Linked DNA regions of Mus musculus: region 1 is linked to region 2. A link is a loop called in an ENCODE intact Hi-C map of the cell type or tissue named here. Cell type or tissue: left cerebral cortex. All regions are shown on one strand. Links, peaks and the distances in the headings refer to the core of each region. The heading gives the core; the rest is flanking DNA. Region 1 overlaps Abi3bp (ABI gene family, member 3 (NESH) binding protein). Region 2 has its middle 110 kb from the start of Impg2.

The links. A loop is a pair of places that touch in the nucleus more often than their neighbours do. Peaks named below come from ENCODE experiments on the same cell type or tissue, not always from the same donor. Only the 100,000 strongest peaks of a DNase experiment are listed, where the experiment ranks them.
Region 1: a loop joins it to region 2, with 2.6 times the contacts of the local background. A loop is called at or near these places in 5 of 42 quality-filtered maps.

What each region holds. Positions count from the first base shown.
Region 1 is chr16:56,511,453-56,516,837 of GRCm38, reverse strand. The region is part of intron 1 of Abi3bp (ABI gene family, member 3 (NESH) binding protein); the gene reads right to left. Among named protein-coding and RNA genes, the nearest start is that of Abi3bp, 36 kb to the right of the region's middle. In left cerebral cortex, for the core only: no CTCF peak of the experiment used is centred there; a DNase peak (open chromatin) is centred at 2,031.
Region 2 is chr16:56,309,214-56,314,598 of GRCm38, reverse strand. No RefSeq gene overlaps it. Among named protein-coding and RNA genes, the nearest start is that of Impg2, 110 kb to the right of the region's middle. In left cerebral cortex, for the core only: a CTCF peak has its summit at 3,109 (motif pointing left); a DNase peak (open chromatin) is centred at 3,116.

The sequences.
Region 1 (5,385 bases), core at 108-5,107, 200 kb before region 2:
CGTTCCCTCCTGCACTGGCCAGAATACACTGACCAGGGGGAGCCTTGGTCCTGGTTATTACAAAGAACAGAAAGCGAGTCATATTAATAAACATGTGATTGAGCAATACATGTGCTTCTGTTGTTTTCAAGCCATCAGGAGTTGAGATAGTTACCAACACATAATCTAAGCAATCTGACAAGTGCAGACTTTGGAAAACACCATGAAGGAAAATGGAGCTGGAAGCTGATTAGGAGGGGTGACTGCGTGCAGACGCACAGCCTCTGCTTGAGAAGGCACAAAGGAAGTTAAGGGGCCAATCATTCAGGTATGTCAAAGAAGAACATTCAAGGTGAAAGGAACATGAGACATGAATTCCAGAGAGAGGAACATGGCTGGAGAAGACATGTGGGAAGGAAGCCATTAGAGGTAAACTGAGACAAATGTATAGACCATTGGGAAGACCTTGACTCTGTGAGCTCAGGAATGTTTAGGTCTCACCAATCATTTGTTTATCAGATTCGCTCTGGGTGCTGCATTGAAGCTACTCTGAAAGGAGCATGTGAGCTGTCACAGCATGAAGGCAATAACATAATAGATGAGTGTCTACTTTGAATAGGAGAGAATATAACTAAGAAAAACATTCCCTTGGAGCTTTAGTAAAGTTTCTTTAATGAATGTGGATGCCCTTGCATCTGGAGCATAGATGTTCAGAATTGAGAGTCCATCTTGGTAGATTTTACCTTTGGTAAGTATGAATTATCAAATTGTCTTTTTGATAACTTTTGGTTGAAAGTTGATTTTATTCAATATTAAGAACGGCTACTCCAGCTTGTTTCTTGGGACCATTTGCTTGGAAAATTGTTTTCTAGCCTTTTACTCTGAGGTAGTATCTGTCTTTGTCCCTTAAGTGGGTTTCCTGTATGCAGCAAAATGCTGGGTCCTGTTTATGTAACCAGTGTTAGTCTATGTCTTTTTATTGGGGAATTAAGTCCATTGATATTAAGAGATATTAAGGAAAAGTAATTGTTGCTTCCTGTTATTTTTGTTGTTAGAGTTGGGATTTTGTTCATGTGGTTGTCTTTTTTTAGGTTTGTTGAAAGATTACTTTCTTGCTTTTTCTAGGGAGTAGTTTCCCCCCCTTGTGCTGGAGATTTTCTTTTATTAGCCACAGAAGAGGAGGAAGAGGTGTCAAGGTCACCAGGAGAACACAGAATCAACTAAGCAGCCCTCGCAAGGACTTACAGGGACTGGAGCTGCAACCACAGAACCTCCATCAGTCTGTACTAGGTATGTACTGAATGTGAGTTGTGGTTGTTTAGCTTGGAGTTATTGTGAAACTCCTAACAGTGGGGGTTTAGGGTATCTCTGATATTTATTTATTTATGCCAGCTTTTGGGACCCTTTTCTTCCTACTGTGTTGCCTTGTCCAGACTTGATATGAGGATTTGTGCCTAGTCTGACTGCATCTTGTTATGCTATGTTCAGCTGATATCCCTGGGAGGCCTACCCTTTTCTGAAGGGAACTGGAGGAGCAGTGGATGTTGGGGAAATGGAAGGTGGAGCATGAAGGAGAAGAATGCAGGTAGGGGGAGGCTGCCATCAGGATGTATTGTAAGAGAAGAATAAGTTTTAAGAAAAAGAAAGAAAGAAAAACATTCCCATGTAAAATCTGAAAAAGAAAACTTCAAAGACTTGTAACTGCACTGAATTTGATGCGTGAGAGAAGAATGGAAAGAGTCTCAGATGTCTTTAGAGGTCTTCAGGTGAGCTAACAGAAAGGTGGCAGAGTATCTAATGGAGTTAGCAAAGACCATAGCAGAAGAAAGGCTAGGGTACAATGTTTTCTGGAACCTCACTTGAGATATGCTGGATCTTAGGTGTCAGAAAACCAAGGAGAGATATTAAATGGGGAGTCGGTTCAATGGATCTGATCCTGGCTGGCGATAGGAAATTTCAGCTTGTTGTATTTAGATTGTTCTAAAATCATGAGACTGGATGAGATCACCAAGAGAATTAGGACACAAGAGAAGAGATCCAATGTCGCCATCCTGAGACGCTCCAGTTTAAGGAACCGGTTAGATGAGAATGAATCAGCAAAGAAGACTGAAGAGCAGCCGGTGAGCACGGAGCAACAGCAGACAAATGTGGAAAAGCCCCGAGATGGGAAGCCACCTGCCAAGGGGAATCATGTGTGGCTCCCATCCTGGGCGAAGGGCTCATAGGTCAGCTCGTGAGACAGTGTTTGTACCAGAGTTCTGAATACATGCTCGCTAGCGTTGGTGGGATTTATCATAGAATTAGTCCTAATTGGAAACACGTGGATTGCACTATAATGATAAATCAACCAAGACAACAGAAAACAAAAGAGAGAGTGGGAGAGGGCAGGGGAACTGGCAGGCACGACAGCCAGGAAAACAAACATGTTCTTCTTAGCCTTGCTTCATTAGGAAGAATGTTCTTTGAGATATATTTAGCCAGAGACACAAGCCATACTCAGAATTTTTAACTACAGTAATTTTACCATTAATAAAGTTCTCTGCATATCCACAGTTCTATACAGGAGTGTGTATGTGTGTGTGTGTGTGTGTGTTCCAAACCTTCTTGAAAACACTTAACTTCTAATTTCCATGTGCTATCTAACAAGCTTAAGAGAACTTCCTTGCCAGATTTATAAGAATGAAAATAAAAAGTGGAAAGATAAGCATAAACACATATCATATTTAAAATTGATAAAAGCCAAGGCTATAGAAAGACCTGAAGTGTAAGAAAAGATAGGAACACACAAGGAAAGATGCTTCTGCTTGTAAAAAGAATTTGGTTAGTTAAAAATTTTAATAAATTCCTAAAGAATCTCCCTCGAGAGCTAGGGACTCATGATTTGGGCCTGACATACACTCTTAGAGGTAAACTGAGACAAATTTATAGACCGTTGGGCAGACCTTGACTCTGTGAGTTCAGGAATGTTTAGGTCCCATCAATCATTTATCAGATTTGCTCTAGGTGCATTGAAGCCATTCTGATAGGTACGCGTGAGCTGCCACAGAGTGGTGGCCATTATGTAATAGATGAGTGTCCACTTAGAACAGGAGAGAGCATGACTGAGAAAATCATTTCCGACAATTCTGTGTAAAATCTGAAGAAGAGTTACAAGTCTTCAAAGACTTGTAACTGCACCAAGTGTGGTTCATGAGAGAGGAGAACTGAGCCTCACAGTTGCCAGGTGTGACAGCATTCCATGAGAGGAAACTGCTAGTGTCAATTCACTGAAGTTCCCTGTCTCAAGAGAATAGGGAGACAGCAATAGGGAAAGGCACTTGACTTCCTCCAGCCTCTGTATGCATGCACATGGGGGCATGGAGACATGACAAACAAGTACACACAAGCATACACACACACACACACAGAGAGAGAGAGAGAGAGAGAGAGAGAGAGAGAGAGAGAGAGGGGGGGGGGGGTTGAAAAGAAAAGACTAGACTAGAAGCAGAGCCCCAATATGGGGTTCACAGTAGTAGTTGAATTCAAGTTCATCGTAGGCTATGTAAGAATTCAAAACCAGGCATGGTAAGTCACAGTAAGGCCCAGTTTGAAAATAAATAACAAATAACACCTCTCCATTCCAGAAATGATGGAGTGAAAGGAAGAAGAGAGGGAGGAAAAAAATTTTGTCATGAGAAGACAGAGAGAGAGAGACAGAGAGAGAGAGAGAGAGAGAGAGAGAGAGAGAGAGAGAGAGGTGCAGCTGTCCTCACTTCCTTTCAATTTCTATCTCGTTCCATCTCTATCTTTCTCTCTTTCAAAGCCCCTACTTAGATCTATATAAAAGCCTTTCTTAATTAACTCTAACCCTGGTTAAATAGAAAAAGAAAAAAAAAAAGAAAAGAAATAGTCTCCAGTAAGTCAGTCTTGACTTTAAAAATAATGTTGAAGGAAATTGAGACTTATAATGCACTGAGTGTAACCATGGAAACAACAAACTACAAACCCGGTTCAACAAACTGCTAACCTAGTGTCTCAATACATCCCACAAACAGCTTAACAAGAGAAAATGTGTGCTGCTTTTCTTGGTCCCTGCGGTCCTATACAAGATGCCGGTTTTGGTTTTCTTTGTTTTTTGTTTTTTGTTTTTTGTTTTTTGTTTTTTGTTTTTTGTTTTTTGTTTTGTTTTGTTTTGTTTTGTTTTTTAATGGGCTAGTGAGATAGCACTTGCCCACAAGCCTTTTAACCTAGGTTGGATTCTGGAATCCAAGTTAAGACAGAAGGAAAACAAACTTCACAAACCTACCTTCTGGCTTTGATATGTACACAGTGGCAGAAGTATCCCCATAAACACACACACATCATCATCACCATCACCATTACCATCATCATAATAAATGTGAGACTACAAAAAAGGAAGATACGACACCAGCAAAGAACAAAACAAGCAATAGAGCCTGACATTGATGTTGCACAGATGTTGGAACTATCACACAAGGAACTTAAAATAATTTTTTACTTGTAATGAATGTAATGAATTGGGGTAGGGTCAGGAACTCAAGGCTGGAACACAGGCAGGGACTGAAGCAGAGAACACTGAGCAATGCTTGTTACTAGCTTGTTCTTCATGACTTGCCCAACCTACTTCTTTTACATTTCAAATGCTAGCCCAAAAGTCCCCTATACCCCCCCTGCCCTGCTCCCCTACCCACTCACTCCCACTTCTTGGCCCTGGCATTCCCCTGTACTGGGGCATTAAAAAGTTTGTAAGACCAAGGGGCCTCTCTTCCCAATGATGGTCGCCTAGGCCATCTTCGGCTACATATACAGCTAGAGACTCGAGCTCTGGGGGTACTGGTTAGTTCATATCTTTGTTCCACCTATAGGGTTGCAGACCCCTTTAGCTCCTTGGGTACTTTCTCTAGCTCCCCCATTGGGGGTCCTGTGTTCCATCCTATAGATGACTGTGAGCATCCACTTCTGTATTTGCCAGGCACTGGCATAGCCTCACAAGAGACAGCTATATCAGGGTCCTATCAGCAAAATCTTGCTGGCATATGCAATAGTGTCTGTGTTTGGTGGCTGATTATGGGATGGACCCCTGGGCGGGGTAGTCTCTGGATGGTCCATCCTTTTGTCACAGCTCCAAACTTTGTCTCTGTAACTCCTTTCATGGGTATTTTATTCCCTATTCTAGGGAGGAATGAAGTATCTACATGTTGGTCTTCCTTCTTCTTGATTTTCTTGTGTTTTGGAAATTGTATCTTGGGTATCTACATATCAGTGAGTGCATATCAAGTAACTTCTTTTGTGATTGTGTTACCTCACTCAGGATGATATCCTCCAGATACATCCATTTGCCTAAGAATTTCATAAATTCATTGTTTTTAATAGCTGAGTAGTATTCCATTGTATAAATGGATACAT
Region 2 (5,385 bases), core at 258-5,257:
CAAGAATCATTAGTCCATTTTAACAAATTGGTAAACTTTGATGGACAAAGGCATCTGGCCAACTGACTAAACCATGCCTAAGCTACCACGATCATTGATCCATCTATGGGCTGTGGTTGTACATGGGCTGCTGGCTTCTTTCTAACTTTAGCAGCAGTATGGTTTGCATTGGTTACTAGGAATTTTACTGAGGTTGCATTTTGTCACTCTCTTCAATCCTGTAAGATACATGATGTAGATGTCTTACCTATATTTTTTAATGAAGACACTAGAGCTCAGTCAAGAGACTCCTCTCAAGCTGCCTAGTTAGGTTATAGAGCAAAGGCTTGAACTCAGCTCTTCTAATTTCAGACTTTCCCCATGCATCTTTGGTCCTGGAAAAAGGTAGGAATGGTGTGTTCCTATAATGGGACTCACCTGGACACTTGTGCCAAAAGAGATGTAAGATATAAGCCACTGGCATCATCCCCATCCATCAAGGGCCTCGTGTCCACATCATGTGTGACAACTACATGCGAAATTGAGTTCTTTCTCTGGCACAGATTTTGGCTGTCAACTTAGCCACACACATTTAAAGACCCCTAGGACAATGCAGCCAATGACACATTTCTATATATCTGCATTATAAATACTCCTAGGCATCAAAAGTGCAAACCTGATCAGTGATTTCTAGGAAAATTAAAAGCCTTTTTGCCAATGAATGTTTTATAAATTAAAGGGGAACAGATCAAGAAATACAAACCTTATCATTAATAGTGAAAAATCATGGCTACACAATATTTGTACTTAAAAAAGAATTCATGAGTGTAAATACTTAAACTACATTAGATCCTGTTTGTATTTGGTATGCTCTTCTAAGTTCCATAGGAGCATCTTCTATTTAACCAATTGCTTTGTCCCTCATGTCTTCTCAGCAGTAATTAGGTTACCAGGTATTTGAGCTTCATTTCGGTTGCTGTGATCAAGTTATCTTGACAAAGAACAGCTTAGGCTAAAAATGGTTTATTTCAGCTCATGGTTCCAGGTTACAGTCCATTGTTGCTAGGAAGTCAAGGCAGCTGGTCACATCCACAGTCTACACAGAAAGAGAGTAAATGTTTGCACGTTTACTTATGCAGCCCCTTCTCTACACATATACAGTCCAGGACCCAAGCTCTGAGAACAGCCCTTCCTACCATGGGCAGTTCTTCTCATGTCAGTTAAAGCAATGAAGATAGTCTGCCACTGACATATCCACTGGCAAATTTGATCTAGACAATTCCTCATCAAAACTCTCATCTCAAATAATTAAAACCAAAATAAAAGCCATAACAAAAAATACTCTTATAAGGGAATTCCATATTGTAAGAAATTGGCAATCAAAACTAGCTGTCACACCAATTGAATATTCAAGTTAATAAACCAACATGTAATTTCAAAATATATTAAACTAAAAATGTATATAATCTATGTATAACACCATATTTTAATTTCACATACTCCTCTTAATTTTCCCAGTCTGAAAACCAATATTGGTTCAGACTAAGACATTCTAACAAGAAGTAACAAAAATATCAAAGCTGCTACATTAATATTTAACATGACATTGAATACTTTTACTCAATTTTGAAAAGTAATATATTAAAAAAAAATCAATGAACTCAGGTTCTAAATCTCCAAATGTAGATGAAAGAGAGAGACAGAGAGGTCTATCTAGAGTAAAGCCTCTACACACTGTCCACACCCTATTTCCTATTCTTTCCTGTGAAATTAAGACTATTTCCAGGAACTGTAGGTTCGATGGAGATCTCCCTGATAGGTTTCACAACCTACACAGTTCTCTAGTTCACAGCATTAAATTCTAAAGTAGGAAAAGGAACATGAAAGAAGAATGTTTCTTTCCTTTGGCACATACTCAGGCAGCAGGAGAAGAGATTTCAAAAATTAGTCTGCTAGCTGCATTGAAAGCCATAGTGGAGTTCTGTAAGGCCCTAAGTAAAGGACAGAAGCCAGGAGAACAACAAAAAACAAGTCAAGGAGCCCAGATTAGCAAGACCTCCATATAGTAACTGGTAAACTCTGTCAAAGTAAGGATAATCACAAGGTCATAGAACCTTGTATCTGGAAAAGACCACAGGTCCTGCCCCATGAAATAACACCACGCTCTCCATAGCACATTTGTTTATGAATGGACTCACCCAGAGCAAGGACTATTGCTCTAGATGTGACTGAGAAAGGACGATTCACTGCCTGGGACTTGATGCCACAGTTATCAGACTCCCTCTTCAGATCCTACTTCTACATACTTCCCAAAACTTACATTTCAAACACAGATGTAATATAGAGCAAGGGTTTTTTTTTTCCTAGTAATGGCAAAATTACTTTAAAAAATAACTTTAAAGTGTACAAGCCATATGGCTTTATATAATCAAAACTATTCAATTCTGCCATTTTTGCACAAAGCTGCCAGAGACAAAAAATGAACAAAATGGGTATGGTGATATTCTAGTAAGGCATTCTTTGTAGGGCTAGCAAGATGGCCCAGTTGTTTGCCAACAAGCTGATGATGAGTTCCAGTCCCAGGACCCACACAGCAAAAAGAAAGCCTCGAGCCCTGCAAGTTGTCCTCTGACTTTCCTGTGCATACCATGGCACACACAGAGCTTCACACATACAAAAAATAAGTGCAATTATTAAAGCCATTTTTTAAATTTTTATTAAAGCCATTTTTAAGAAATTTTTTATAAAATCGCACAGCAGATCTGATCTGGCATATGAACATCAATTGTTTCGCCCAGGTCTAGAGATACAGTGTTGTACTTTCTCAAGCCTTTGAGTCATTATCTTCAGTTCCATCATTCAGGCTATGGGGTGGGTGGGCAGAAGGGGATAGTTTTCACACATGTTACAGTCATATAAAAGAAAACACTCCCCAATTAATATAATCAATCATTGAACTTACATAGTTGCACACACACCTCAGAGAGAGAAGGAGTGGAGACAGGTTATGGGTAAACATTTTGCCTATCAGCTACTTTCTTTCCACATTTAATGATCAAGATCAGTTATTAGCATTTCTTATTAGTATTTGGGCCACTCCTTAACTACCTATAAATCTCTGCTGCTCTCTGGTGGCAACATGAAGCTGGTTGAAGATACTCCTGATATGTTCAGTGCAGAGGAATTCAATATCTGAATTTCCAAATTCTTTGGGACAGGCAAGAACTAAGAGTGAGTGGGAATGGTTTCAAATTTAATAGACAGAATCATAAGAACCAACTCCCTAAAATGTTTCTAGAAATGGCTTCCCACTATGCTAACATCCTCCTTTCTCTTCCTATCACACACAAGCATTTGTTTTTCTGACATTTGAAGGCACTATGATTTCTGCACACACCATAAAGCCAGAGCACTATAATTGATGAACAATGGCTCAGACGAGGCTTCATTTCTTCCAGAACTCTGGCACAAAAAGGTGAATCAGAGAGTAGACAGAGATTAAGTGTCCACCTAGCAGTAGGCTGACGTCCAAGGAATTTTTGATGCAAATTACAATTCCAAGTGGTGCACGCGAACTGAGCATCAGCAGACATTGTCTCCTCAGCAGTGAGGAAAGCTTCCTCTTCCTAATGCTTCAGTCACATCAGGTTCAGAGAGCTTCCATTTTGGTTTTTCTCATCAGTGAAATCCATCCTTCAGGGAAGGACTGGCATTTCAAACAGGAGTCAATGTCAGACCACGGTTTTCTTATTAGTAGGCTTGTTAGTTGACCTTGATGTACAGCAAACAATGTGGTGAGAGATTCCAGAAACCAGAGAAAAGGAAGAGAAGGAACTAGGGAATAGCATGAGCCCTCAGCCCTGGGACCTCGTGACTGTGATTTATTCCTTCCAGCTCCTCCCATAGAGGCCAGCTCAGTGTGAGAACTCAGCAGGAGCTCACTGTTAAGACTGAGAAATCATGTACATTAAACATTCGTGCTCTCGAGAGATTTGTAAACTATACAGCACTCTAGAATCAGCCATTTGTTCATACGGGAAGCAGTGAGGAGGTCAATTTCGAATCAAAAGATAATGGATGGGAATAGCATGTTGAATATGGAAAAAGGTCTTCCCAAACTGGAAATTCCATATCCCTTTCTCGGTGATCACAGAATCACAGACCTTGCAGGTTGAAAGAGATTGTAGGTTTCTCCTATCCGAGCATTCATTAATTCAAAATTCTTCAACATCTGCTCAAATGATAATCATCAACCTCTCTGGTCAAGCAAGGCCAGAGTCAAGAAGTTCAGTGTCTGAGAAGACATTTGTATTTTTAAGGAGGGGGGAAGGAAGATGGTGCATGAAATACATGTGCAAAAGCAAGAGGAGAATGGGGTTGTCCTGTGGGTAGCCACTGAGCTGCCCGTCGCTATGAGCTTTTGAACTACATTTAGTTCTCATTGAGGTGGATTGTCACTTTGAAGACAATAAAATGATAATTACATGACAAAAATCTTAATATATCCACTGAACTAAATAAAAATGTAATTAGAATTGATAATACCTGTTTCCTTTCATTTTTTATTGTGATTGCTTCAGTATATAAAAATACTTATCAGCCCAACATTGTGTAGAAAACCTGTATTCCTAGCACTTCAGAGTAGATCATGAATTTAAGATCAGGCTGACTGGTAAGTTCTGGACCAGTCTTGGACATACAACAAGATCCTGCCTCAAAATCAAAATAAAACAAACAAACAAAATAAAAAAAAAAAAACCCAACTCTGTGTGTGTGTGTGTGTGTGTGTGTGTGTGTGTGTGTGTGTGTGTGTGTGTAAGTTATCTTCCTAAAGAACAGCTTTAGTCTAGGAAAACATGTTTTTTCTTTTCCTCCATTTACCAAATCAAATTCAATGTCTTTAGAAGAAACTGACTTAGGAAGTCTGGTTCACCTTTGGGATGGAAACCAAAATTATTTCTAACTTGAATACCGTCTCTGCTTTCATGATGCTCGTGTCTGTGCCGCTGTTCCTGGCTCTGAAACAAAACTAATATTTTCTTCTCTACCACCACAGAGAGCCACAACCTCATTATGAATTGCTAGGAACAACTCTGTTGTCCTAGAAACAAGAAATACAGAAGGACGGCTTTTTGGGCTTGGAAATGGTCGGCTTGTTTGGATGCTGCCCCCAGACAGAAAGCAATCCCTACAGCTTAAGTTATGTATATCAATGACAAGCAATAATTCTGGAGTTGGAAGCTCCCAGGGACAAGTGTGTTCCTTAGGTGACACAGTGACAATTCCATTCTTTTTTTTTTCCATTTTTTATTAGGTATTTAGCTCATTTACATTTCCAATGCTATACCAAAAGTCCCCCATACCCACCCACCCCCACTCCCCTACCCACCCACTCCCCCTTTTTGG